2 separate regions of the Homo sapiens genome follow, and region 2 is linked to region 1. Evidence: chromatin loops called from intact Hi-C (ENCODE). Cell type or tissue: heart left ventricle. All regions are shown on one strand. Region 1 overlaps RGS8 (regulator of G protein signaling 8). Region 2 has its middle 25 kb from the start of NPL.

What was found. A loop is a pair of places that touch in the nucleus more often than their neighbours do. Peaks named below come from ENCODE experiments on the same cell type or tissue, not always from the same donor. Only the 100,000 strongest peaks of a DNase experiment are listed, where the experiment ranks them.
Region 2: a loop joins it to region 1, with 2.2 times the contacts of the local background. A loop is called at or near these places in 6 of 110 quality-filtered maps.

What each region holds. Positions count from the first base shown.
Region 1 is chr1:182,673,752-182,676,251 of GRCh38, reverse strand. The region is part of intron 1 of RGS8 (regulator of G protein signaling 8); the gene reads left to right. Among named protein-coding and RNA genes, the nearest start is that of RGS8, 9.6 kb to the left of the region's middle. In heart left ventricle, no CTCF peak of the experiment used is centred here; no DNase peak of the experiment used is centred here; H3K27ac peaks cover 1,261 bases.
Region 2 is chr1:182,763,974-182,766,473 of GRCh38, reverse strand. No RefSeq gene overlaps it. Among named protein-coding and RNA genes, the nearest start is that of NPL, 25 kb to the left of the region's middle. In heart left ventricle, no CTCF peak of the experiment used is centred here; no DNase peak of the experiment used is centred here.

The DNA of each region.
Region 1 (2,500 bases):
GCTTTTTAAAATATTATATTGCAAATTTAAACTCCCTTTATCTTCAATTTAATTACATTCTCATGGCCTGTGTGACAATGCCAGGTGCTCCTTTTGCTCTTGATGAATTCCACACTGCCCTGACCAGGCTATTGGGTTAGTTTGCAAATGCCTTATGTACCTGTGCAGCTGACCCTGAGTGTCATTAGCATTCTGTTGACTTCAGTCTTGACCAGAAGGCTGCAGAAGTCTAACATGTTTCTACCATAAAGAATCCTCGGCGATTTTTCAGATTTTTTTTTCACGAACTCAAAATCAAATTTAGCCGACATTTACTCAACACCTGCTCTCTGTGAGTTAATGAGAATTAATAGTAAGGAGAGTAAGTAAAAGAGTCTGTCTTTTTGGAGCACACAGTCAGTTGAGAGGCTCAGAAAATATAAATCTTAAGAATAAACTATGCCTGTGATGTGGGCTGTCAGAGGGCCTTACAGCAAGGTGGTGCTATTGGGATGGAGGGGGTTCCTTCTGATTGGGAGAATTCTGAAAAAGGTTTGGAAAGGAGAATTTTTAGCTTGAGGTAATGGGTTTAGGGAAGAAGCTGAGAGTTAATAGGCAGATCAAGGGTGGGGACATTCCGGGCAGAAGGGACAGCAGAGGAATCATGCATGTGTGTGGGATAGAAAACCTGGATAGGCAAACGGGACAAACTCATTGTCAGGCAGGACAAGGAGGTGCAATGGAGCCCATCAAAGATGATTGCACAGATGATCCACTTTATGGTATCTGTTCAGTGGTACTCTGGTGGTAGTGTAGTGTGCAAGAAGGTTTGTGGGTGGGCAGAGAAAGAAATGAGGGCAGGGAGATCAGTTATTTAAGAGAGGGCAGGAGGTTGTGCAGGTGCTGGGGGTTGAATAACCTCTCATATGGCAGCATCAATGGATGGGAGGAAATGAAGTTGAGAAATACTTCAAAAATATGACAAGATTTAAAAACCAATTTAGGAAGGGAATGGAGAAAAAGAAGCCAGAAATGTCTGTACTTGTTGGGGTTAGGGTTAGGCTTAGGGTCCCTTGTGGGACTTGGGCAGAGTAATGTCACAAGTAAGCACAGGGAGCCCAGCAGGAATGGAGGATGGGGGAGAGTGATTGTTTAGAGACAGTATAGCATGCAGGGTCTGTTTAGAGAAGAGTATAGTGTGCAGGGTCTGAGATGTGAGGAACTGTCCAGCAAACCTCTGGAAAAGCGGCCTAGAGCTGAAGAGGCAAGATTGAAGCACTGATTCTGGAGAGGAGTGGTGGGTGCCTGGAGAGGGCAGGGCTTCCCAAGAGGAGTGAGTATAGACTGGGAAGTTCAGAGGCGGGCAGGACAGCCCAGAGGCAGGAGCAGGGCTTGCAATCACTGTGTTCCTGTAAGAAACGTGAGTTGTGGCCAGTTGAGATGTCCTGTGCCAACTGCAGCTAGCAAGTCAGGAGCAGTAGCTGGAAAAGAACCCAGAGCTCTACATTCCTGGGCCAGAGCTCTAAGCCTGGGGAATGTAGAGTCCAAGGTGATGAATTCCTTTCTCACGAGCACTTAACTCTGCTTGCCTTTTCTGTTTATTTGTTTCAGGAAAGAAGACGATGCTAGAATGCTTTACTTTAGGTTCAGCTTAATTCTCCTCCCTGAAATTATGCCCTGGCCTCTTTGGAAGATTATGCTGGTGTCCTCTTGTAAGCGGGGCCTGCACTACGTCTGTACTTCTCAAACTATGGTCCTCTGTGATTACTTTTTGGCATTTAGGAGTGTTTTGATTAGAAAAAAAAAGCTTGGACTAGTTTTAATGTTCCGTTTCCTTGTGTTATTCATGTCCACACACTTTTGTCCCTCTGCTCTTTATATTCCTGTTCTTTCTTTTACATTTTTCTTGTTTACTATAGCTCTTTTTAAACATTGGACTTATTGACTTCTTGTGACTATATTATTTTCCCAAAGGCTAATTGAAGATTCTGATGCCTGGTTAATATTGATTAGCTTCCACTTGCGACTCAGGCCCATTTGCAGCCCTGCTCTCTTTCCTTGGGGCCTTTACCCCGTGGACACTGGCCGGGGCAGCGTGAGATTTGGAGGAGGCCTTTGTTCCGCTGTTTTAGTGCTGGTAGAAAGTGTCCTATGATGGCACTACCTTTGTGTTAAAGCAAGGAGTAGAGCAGAGGCTGGAAGCATCAGGTTTGGTGCTAGATACCAGCTCTGCCACTTTTAAATGACGCGTCTCTGTTTCTCCATCTGTAAAAGGGAGATGATAAAGGTGTTGGCTTTGTAAATTTGTTCTGAAAATTAAATAGATAACTCAAATACGATGTTTGGCATAGTGTCTGGCACATACTAACTGCTCATTAAACATTAGCTATGTGGATTCACCTTATTCTATAAACATATCTTGAATTAGGGGAGTGCTTATCAATGGGCTTTTATTCACCAGTTTATCTGTGTACAAGTTTCTTATGGTGCCGTGTACCAAGAAAATGTCCAGAAATGAAGG
Region 2 (2,500 bases), 90 kb before region 1:
GTATATATTTAACAATATTCAAGAAACATTTGTAGAATGTTTACTGTGCCTTGTAAGCTTCAATGAGGAGGCTGATCGTATTTGAGGTATCAGCCCATTGGAGAGTTTGCAGGGCAATAACCTGATCATCTTTATATGTTTGAAAGATCACAATGGCGGTCCCATGAAGAATGGATTGTAAGGACAAGAGGCTCTTACAGTGTCCAGAGAAAAGATGCTGGTGCTGGGGGTAGGGTGAGAGTCATGAAGGTGGAGTGATAAGCAGGGATTCTGGATCTGGTTGGGAAGGCAAGCAGGCAGGACTGGCTGGAAACTGGATATGGAGGTAATGGGCAGTGAGGAACTGAGGATGATTTCCAGATTTGGGGCTTGAGCAGCTTTGTGGACCTGGGTGCCATCTACAAGAAGAGGGGAAAGGCTAGCAGTAGGGCAGTATCTTTTACTTCTTAAAATGCTTCTCTAGAAGGGCACTTCCTAATTTCCAGGACCTCTTGGAGTCTAGAGTAGTGAATCTAGGGGGTGAATCCTGACCATGGGAGGCACAGATGATGCAATGGGCTGCAGGAAAAACAAAACTTCTATTTAATCTTGTTTTTCTCATCCTTTATAATTTATATTTCTGTATATGCCTTACAATATGCATATTATTACAGAGTTTTGTATATATATACACACACATGTATATCATTTATAAATAAATAAGAATGACTGAATGAAGGAATGAATAAACTGAGAATGTGGCAGACAAACAGCTGTTCACCAAAATCTGTTCTTCATTTCAGAATATACAGTTTTAGCTGGCAAGCTGCTGCCCAGCCCAAGGCAACTTTTTCCAGATTGCTTGCATGTGGGTGTGACCAGTTCTCTAGTTATTCCCAACGGGAGGTGAATGGAAGTTATAAATGTCAGTTTTGGACCAAGGCTTTTGAGAAGCAGTCATGCTTCTTTTACACTCTTTCCCCTTCTGCTGGCTTACATGCAGAAAAGGAACAGGCCCTGGGAATGTCGGAGGCCTGAGATAGACGGAGACTTCATCCCTGAAACATTGCTGGGAGGGGACTGCCAACTTACCAGGAGCATTCACTTCATGCAATTTTATCAGCAAGAGATAAACTTCTGGGTATTTCAGTCATTATACACATTTGGGTCTCTTCGTTACCACAGCCTAGCATAGAGGGAGCATGCTTAACATTTTTCTATTGGCTTGGAGCATGTGCAAAATATATGGAGGCCACTGGTCTAAGCACTTGCCAAATGCAAATGAAATAGGATTGCTTGTTTTGTCAGATCCAGGGGACAGAAGCTCACCATTTCAAAGCCATCCCGTCATGTAATCAAAAGCTATAAGGATCATAGATGGTGTTTAAGACAGCTGAGTTTTATGTTTGCAAAACTGAAAAATAGTGAAATTTTTAGGAAGATTCACAAACTTAGATTACCATTAATTAGAAAAAATGACAAGCCTTAGTGGTAACCCAAGGGTTGTCTTAGAAAATGTGGAAATATTTGATGAATGTTATTAAAGAGCAGTGAAATCCAGCAATTGTTTGGCACAGAGTTTGCTCAAATTTGCAACTACTTTAATGTCCCCAGACTTTAGCTTAAATTGTCTTTTTTCAAGGCTCAAGGACTTTCAAGATCCAAGTGTTTTCCAGTTACCTTTGCAAATGAAATAAGAGTTCACTGCATTCCTCTGACCCTCCTCCCTGGTGTTTAGATGGTGAAACTCAGAAAGCCTTCCTTCATGCATTCAGCTTAGAGAAAGAATAGAATGATATAACAAGGCAATATTTCTGAAAGCTGAGATCAACAGACTGTGATTAAAGTCAGCTTGCAGTTATATTGGCTGAGAATGTCATGCCAGCTGCTCGTAAACCCCACAAGATGATGGATGTCTTACTGTTATCCTTATTGCTCTCCAGAATTTATTAGCAGAAAGAAAAATGGGGAAAGGTTATAACTCTCAGAGGTCCAAAATTTTCTTTGCAACAGTGAATAGTGAAGGCTTGGGTGTCAGTTATAAATGAATCACTGGGCATTTGTGTGGCACAGGGAGGAGTGTCAGAACCTCAGCACTCTAATCAAGAGCGGCAGGAGCACCTGCACAGAGGGTCAAGTGAGGTGTTAAGAGGGGTCGTGTTGCAGGTGCATTCATCATTCTACCCTGAGAAATTTAGCTAGTTGCTGTTGAGAAAAAACTCTGTTAACAATAGGGAAACAAAATTCCACGGCCCTCATTCACTGTTGGGGAATTAATGGTTATAGGGAAGGGAAATCCTGCTTGGGTTCAGGAGTGAGGTGTGGGAGTTCTAGCATCATGGAACTGGTGAAGGACTATGTGACTGGGGATCTGGGAGCAGCTGCTTTGGGAGGCAGAAAGATAGATTTGGATCCCTCATCTTGGGTCTTGATGCTAATTTCCTTCCTTTCTCCTGCCCTCTCCTTTCTCCTACTGAGCTAAGAAGAAAAACTCTGGAACCTGCTGTTTTATTTTTTTCAC